2 separate regions of the Homo sapiens genome follow, and region 1 is linked to region 2. A link is a loop called in an ENCODE intact Hi-C map of the cell type or tissue named here. Cell type or tissue: CD4-positive, alpha-beta T cell. All regions are shown on one strand. Region 1 has its middle 160 kb from the start of NPVF. Region 2 overlaps SNX10 (sorting nexin 10).

What was found. Peaks named below come from ENCODE experiments on the same cell type or tissue, not always from the same donor. Only the 100,000 strongest peaks of a DNase experiment are listed, where the experiment ranks them.
Region 1: a loop joins it to region 2, with 12 times the contacts of the local background. A loop is called at or near these places in 4 of 110 quality-filtered maps.

The regions. Positions count from the first base shown.
Region 1 is chr7:25,387,920-25,391,919 of GRCh38, forward strand. No RefSeq gene overlaps it. Among named protein-coding and RNA genes, the nearest start is that of NPVF, 160 kb to the left of the region's middle. In CD4-positive, alpha-beta T cell, CTCF peaks have their summits at 1,763 (motif pointing left) and 3,520 (motif pointing right); a DNase peak (open chromatin) is centred at 1,792.
Region 2 is chr7:26,367,792-26,371,791 of GRCh38, forward strand. The region is part of intron 5 of SNX10 (sorting nexin 10); the gene reads left to right. Among named protein-coding and RNA genes, the nearest start is that of LINC02981, 29 kb to the right of the region's middle. In CD4-positive, alpha-beta T cell, CTCF peaks have their summits at 1,909 (motif pointing right) and 2,109; a DNase peak (open chromatin) is centred at 1,920.

The sequences.
Region 1 (4,000 bases), 980 kb before region 2:
CATGACAGGTAGAAACACCAAAGAACCAGAGGGTGTTTATTCTGGAGGACACAGGAGTAAGGGGACAACTAAAGTTTTTAAGCATTTGAAGGACTGCTGCTTTGAGGGAAGATTAGAGTTGTTCTGAGTAATCCTTGATAGGTGAAGGACTTCTGAGATTTGAAAAATCTAAAGGAAGACATTTCAAACAGTTAGAATCGTCTGGTTGTCCAATTCATTTCAAAAGAATATGGATTGAACACTAACATATATAAAGACGAAGAAAATCTTGATAATCTATGATTCGTAATCCTATGGTTTTCACATGTTAAATCTAAACCTCCCAATAATTATATTTAAATTACCACATGTCTAACAAGAAATCTTCATTTTTACTCCTCAAGCAAATTTGCTGGGGCACCCTGCAGATAATTAATCGTTCTGCCTTCACCCACTCCTGTACCCTTCACCAAGAATATGTGATTTTTAGGTTCTCCTTTTTAAAACCTTGTTTTAACCCCAGTGATGTTTGCTTGCTCCATTTTTCTGTGTCACCTCCAATATGCAGGTTGGCATTGAGTGTACTTAGTTGCCCCATCGTTGATTTTCCTGGTTGGGTCTGTTTATTATGTTGAGCACTGCGGTGGATAGGACATCTCCTGGCCACCCCTACCCCTAAACAGAGAGGGTTCCTCATGAGATGTGGCCTGGGGTAAATTATCCAGGAACCCTGACATCTGCTGATATGGAATCTTCAGTCACCTGGCCATCAAGGCCATTGCAAGGCTTCTAGTTTCCTTCACAGAGAGAGGTAGCAACACCAAGACCTCTTACTGGGTTCTACCAACCTAAAACTAAAGCTCCTTCAGATGTTGTTGCAACTTAGAACATTGGCAAATGTGTGGATACATTTGTGTAATAAGCTCATTACACACATAATAAAATTACATACAAACAGACCATTGTTGTGGTTTTATCTGTTTTAATCATTCACTCAACAAATATTTGCTGAGTGCCTATTATATAAGTCCAATGACCCAGGACAGATTCAAAATACCGTGGGATGAAGAAGCCCACAGGTTTGTGATCTTGTGCACTCCTGGCATAATTTTAAAGGTGAGAAAACGTAATGCATATGAAAGTATTTTTTAAACTGAAGCATTGTATAAATGTAAGAGACATCTCTTAATCATCAGTGGGAAATCTAAATCACGAAGTGTGGCATCTGTAACATTTTTATGATTCGTTTTAAGTGGCCTTTGCAGATGGGTGACTATTTACTTTGTATACTGCAAACATGTCAGGTTTTTTAGGGGTTGGGGTTCCCATTTTTCCTCTCCAAATATCACCAGACTGCCCAAAACATTCTGAACTGCTCTTTCTTTCCTCGGAGTTTCTCTGGAACAGTCACTTCCCTCCCATTAGACACTTCTTCACTGCTGATGAGGATGCAGGCCCAGGTCCCCTGCGGCCTCCAAGGATCATCATTTTAGACCCTTTTTAAATGTCAGTAAAAGTTTTATGCCATTATCTCATCCCTCTTCTATATTCTCCATCCTTCCCACTTCTCTAGCCTGAGGGTGTTTAGCTGGGTCTCTCTCCGTACAGAATTTTAGTAAGGAAAGCTCCATAAGCAGAACGTTGATCAAATTACTGCACTGTGGCTCTTAATGGACAATATAGAATAATAATATTAAAAGTGAAGAGTTACCACAAAATATGTTATTCCGACGACAATGATATGATCTTCAATTTAGAAGTCAGGCCTGGGGTTAGTAAGAATTCAGTCTGTCCTTGAGTGACCTCTGCTGGTTGATCTAGGATGAAGTCTCAATTAAACCTTTGGTTGGATTAAAAAAAAAAAAAAAGAATGGTAGGGAATCCTGAGATGACCGACAAAATCGCGCTGCGCTGGTAGGAACTCTCAAATACTCATGTTCTCTTCTGGCACTCTTGTTTGCCCCTTAGTGTGTGTACTAAGGCACCATGTAAATCATGTACTCCTCATGGGGAGGGGGCAGGTATTTGTATGATCATTTTACAGAGGAGGAAAGTGACTGAGAAGTTAAAACCACTGATCTGGGGTCACACAGCTAGTATGTAGTAGGGCAGGATTCTAATTTGGAGTCATCTCATACACAGCCCAGTCTGGGGCTTCCCCACCTGCCTCCAGGTGCCTCCTCTGTCATCCCAGAGATGCTGGGATGGTAAATAAATATGCATGAATAAGTCCTTACATGAGGGCTACTTGGGGGAAAAAGATTCTATGTAAGGATGTTACTACCATCTTACTGTATCTGTAATAAAACAATAAACTTGCTCTGATCTTCCTTTCAGTGTGACCCAGGGGCTAAGCCCTTATGTTTGCTAATTTGGTGAATGGTTGTTCTCTACTAATTTAGGTCAGGGATTTAGCTTTCATTTCCCTGATTAATTTAAGTCGACTGTTTGGCTGGTCATCTTGGTTATAAAGTTGTGCATATTGACATGTATCTTCCTTGTGGAGATTAATAACAAGTATCTATCTAGTCACTGCTCTGGGTACAACTATGTTTAGCATCTTGTACCTGCCCTTCAGGAGTTTGCAGCCAAGGAATAATCACCCTAACTAACACTTGTCAGATGTGAATGGGTGCTAGGGAAGAAAGAAGGAGAAAAGGTAGAACTTAAGCCTCCAAGAAAGGTGAGGCTTAAATAAACAAAGAGAAGTGGAATGTGCAAAGGAGAGGATATGAGGAAAAATATACAGAGACAGGAGGCAAGTATCGTGCTTAGGGTGCTGGAAATACACCCAGTTAGTATGGATAGAAGGTTTAGGTGAAGGCATGAGCTTAGAGGGGAGATGAGGCCAGACTGTAGGGGGTGGAGAGCCAGGTGAGGAGGTTGCTTCACTAAGGGGTTGGGAAACCTCCTCTTCTCGTGAATTTAAAGAGAAGTGTGGAAGCTTTCTTTCCAGGACAGGAGCCAGACCTGAAAGCCTCCTGAGTCCTTGCCAACCCTATGAATATTAATTCAGATGTTTGAAAAAGAGATTAAATACATATCAGTTTTAATAATCTCTCCCATTATTGATCACTGCTATGTGCCAGGCACCGTGCGAAGCACCTTACAGGCACTATTTCATTTTACCCTCCAGTTACCCTGTAAAGTAGATACTATTATTATCCTCATTTTATAGATGAGAGATTTTAATGTCATTGGACACAAACACCCATGCACTAAGCACATATGTGTCTAAGTTGCAAGTTTAAAGTGTTAGAATTCAGCTTCCCTTCACGTTACATCCTTCTGTATAGATGGTGATTCATTCATTCTTCAGATACCTGGTAAAACATCATCTCCAATGTAGACCAATGTGGAATGAATCTTTCCTTTCCCTGATGAGACAATACTACAGGGAATGGGTTAAGTGTTACATTGAATATCCTTAGGACAGTTAGGTAAATGGAACAAGTTTTTTATTTGCTTTTCTTTCCCCCAAAATAAATGTGTGGTTGAGAAAGAGTTCACCTTTGTAAGAAAAAGAAACTTATGTCTACCATTCTGAAATTTTCCAGATGGTGGCACTACTTCATCAGTGATTCCACACCGTTTTCTAGTATTTTTCTATGAGTTTCGAAGAAAGTTCAAGAAATCTTAAGAGGCATATATTTTCTAACCTACGATTTTTATCAGGATCCATGGTTTTTCAATACTAGATTTCATTAAACAACACAAATCAGAACAAATCAAGAAGTTACAAAAATTAAACTCCTGTTTTTCAACAATATTTAGCTCATTGTTCACAACTGCTGTGAACAAATTATTACAAATTAAAAAGCTATCACAGCCGGGGGTGAATTTTCTTTTATATTGAATAGAATTCCATGTAGAATGAGATTATAATGCTGGAACATAAGAAACAATACCAACATCCTATAAATGAAAGCGGGAAGGATGCTAACCCTCTAAGCCTAAGCTTAAAATAAGTTCTGATTTCTAACAATTAGATGAAAACTTTTCTTGTCACTTCTTGACAAAG
Region 2 (4,000 bases):
CAGCCATCAATAGCCTGTACCTTGTTTGTAGAGGAATTTTAGGAACCACAGCATTAAAACATGGAAACATGCTTGTATTGTAGGTTTTTCGCATGCATTTTTAAAGCCTGGTTTTCATGTGAGTTTTGAAGTTATGAACCAGAAGCACTAAATATGTTCAAACCTTTTGAAACCACAATGTCTTTGTATATGTGTATATATACCTATTTTTCTTTAAGGTCATTTGTGAAATGATACATATGTAATAAGAAAGTACTGATCTTTGTAGAGGAATTGGAAAATTGTTTCTTTGACTAGGTGCCAAATAAGAATAATTTCTACCATTTATCGAACACTTTCTACGTGTTTGGCATTTTACATGTTTTAGTCTCAGTACTAAAAATCTTAGGAGTTGGGTATTATCTCAGTTTTATAGATAAAGAAATTATAGGAAAGATGGACATACTATATGAATCCCAGAACCTGGCAAATTTAAAATTAGCAGTACTCTTAAATGCTGGCTAAATTTGGTATGATTGTGAGATTTTTCAAATATATTCATTTTTCTTCAGTCTTAACTATAATCTCCCTTTTGTATTCTTGCCCCTGAGTAATTATAAACTTAAAGTCCCTTCTAATAGTTATGAAAAGAAAGTTATAGGCTAAAAAATATAAACTCAGTAAGTCTCTAACTATGAAAAATGGAATTCCTACTAATTTTTAGGTTTGAATGGGATTTTCAATTTAGGTTTGAATAGATTTGTTCATGACTGGGAGCCGCTTCCCTTCTTTACTGAATTCATCCCATTAATACAACTACATTTACCCTACAGTTTAGACTTTAGTATCATGGTTTTGTATTTCTTCAAATATTAAGGAATATTAAAGATTTTTTACAAAAGGCTAGTGTTGAACCATGACAGCTAGTTTTACACACACACGATTTTTATGTCTTTGTGTTCAATAGAGGGCACCACAGCATAGATCATGAATGTCTTCAATGAAGATTTGTAGGTTTTATTTTTTCTTATAGTAAGAGCTAAACAGGCTGAGTTAATTTTTTTTTTCTACATCAAACTGCTAACCTTCCATGTACTATGCAGTTATGTATATATATCATTGTATTGGGTTCAGCAGACCCAGGACATCCTTAGTTAGGATGAAATGATTTTGCATAGCTATATATTCTCAGCTAAACCAGCATATAATACATCTAATAAAATCATGTTGAGGAAAACTGTGCTTTTCAACTGTGTCCAGTTTAGGGAAAAAAAACAGATTTTGCTTTGTTTAGTCTAAAACTGTTATGGGGAAAGGAATAACTTCTGATTTGCACTATAAATATCTTTCTAGAAATTCTTTTAAAATCCTAGAGGCTATTTTTTATTCCTTTTATAAAGGTTTGAAAATCATATACTTTTTAAATGGAGGTTTCTACAAATGACATTTTATTGACTGTTTTACAAAGTACTCTTTATATTAGGTTTGAAATTGATTTTGGGCTATTAGATTTGTTTGTGGAAAATATGGCACAAACATGACTAAGGAAAAAATAGTATTTAATATTATGATGGTGGCAGTCACAGCCCTCTCTGATAGTAAGCCAAATAGTACTCAAAATAAATTAATTATGCTCACCTAACCAGATGGGAAAACACTCTCAAAAATTTTCATTTTAAATTTCAGAATGAACTATCTGACTAAAATAAGCATATAAATACATTTAAAAATTATTTTTGCTTATTTAAAACTCATGGAGTATGGTGGCATGAATTTAGCCAGAGAAACAGAGGAGATTCCAAAAACCAAAACTGTACCTAGCCGACTCACTGGTTTGAACTCTAGGCCTGGGGGAGTGTTCAGATGTCCCCTCCCCAGCCACATCTTTCTGGCTCTTTGGAATTGTGAGCTGGGTGAGCCTGGCTCCTTCTCTTTTCATCTGTGTGTCCTCCAGATGGCAGTATTGAGCAGAAAAAGAAAACGCTGGGAAATAATGAGTCTAATGTACAGTAAAATTGGAAATTGAATTATAGCTCAAGAAAAAGGACAGTAGCCTTGAGGTCCCGATCAACCTGGACTCTGATCACTTTTGTTTGCTGTACCCATGTGTTAAGTTACTAGCAAGTTAATAACAACACGTGAGCAGTTCAAGGCTCAGTAGAATTGCTTCAGACATGAAATAAAGCTAAAATGAATTTGTGTCCAATATCATTGGCATTAGTGCTCATTACTGTTGTGGTGTAATGCCTCAAACCATCTAAAATCAATTTTAAAGATTACCCATTATTTTATAAAGAAAATAAAACACATTTCCAACAGAAACAAAGCCACGAGTACAATCCCATGAACAGTTCCTTGTACTTATGGCAGGCAGGAAACCGCTGACAGAGGCCACAGGAAACACTCTGCTCAGACTTCACAGACTTCACGATCCAAGTTCGTATTAATGGATTGTTGCTCTATAACTCTTCTCTTAATCTGAAGTATTTAAAAACAAGAATGGTGAATATTTGTAAATGTAGAAAATAAATCTCAAAGAGTAGTAAGAGGGATTTACTACTTAGCTACTTGTACTTGGTAAATTAATCATTATCATGTGACATGGTCATCTTTTGGGAGGACCCAGGGCGGAGGACACAGAGGGAAAAAGAAGGATTTAGCTGCTTTGCTTGAGGTTTTGCCTTTTAAAAAGCACAAAGGTTTTACTTTTCCTTCTAATAGACCAGTAAAGAATATTTTCTCAAACTGTAAACCTGCTGAAGCAAAGGGGACAGCTAGATTTTGGTTTTAATACTGTGCATTTTTAGGCATTTTTGCCTTTGTTAAGAAATAATTGTTTTATTTTGTAGAAAAGGATTTGGTATTATAATGACCTTGGATTTTCACTAAATTGATATTAATGGCCAAAAGAGATTTACTTTCCTTATTACTTGTTTAAACAAGCAGAATATAAGGTAAGGTTCATTTGGTCTGAAATACATGATCTATTTTTCACAGATCGTTATATCGGAAAAATCTTATGTTGGACAAAATTCTACTTGGGTTTTAGTGTGTTAGTTTTGTCCCCTGTATCTGGTCTTAGTGTCTCCTCTTACATAATTATTGAACTATCAGTAGAGACTAAATGATCATATGTCAACATCTTTGCTAAAAGATAAACCAGTTTTTATTTAAATATAAAGGTATACTTTGATTTGATTTCATATTCTAAGATGTGCATTTCAGAGAAAACACATTCACTAATATGAATTTGAGCATCTGTAGATTTTGCTACAGGATAGTTTTTAATCTTCCATGTAGTTCTGATGCCCTGGTTGAAATCTGTTCTGTCTTTGTAAACTTTGATCTTAAATGTGGGAAGAGCAGTATGTATTCATCACAAAATTATCATATTTTAATTATATATATGGTAAAGTTGGCTGGGATCAATTTTATTTGGTTGCTCATTTTGACAACACAGAGATTCAGTGCTCCTAAAGATTTTGGAGAAATTTACAGTTAACCTTAAGTATTAAAAAAAGCCATCTCTCTCATGAGCTGTCGTAAACATGCCCTTAAGTATATAACTGTAAAGTTTTAAAATGTAAAATATGCTGAGAATTGTATTTTCTTCATATAATTTTTAATAGTAGTTGAAAGTTTTGATGTTTCATGACAGCCTATCCCATAAAGATCACTGAATTGACATGCTGTTGGCAGTAAATTTTTTAAAGTAGAATAACTTTCTATGACTATATAAGCAAAATATTTCCATAATTAATCCACATGGTAATAAGAGATGGGTAAATTGAAGAAATGTCCTTGAAGTTATTCTTTTAACAGATGTTCTTAACTATTAGCTTCATGTTTTTACCCACCTAAATTTCCAAATAATTGAATAAAAGTTAACATATGCTTTCCTCCCCTTAATGGGCAGAGCCCATAATTGATACAAAGTTTACCACAGTAGAGAAATTACCTTCAGTGGTACTTTTCTAATGTTTTTCTTTCTTCTACCCTATCACTGACCATCCTGTTCACC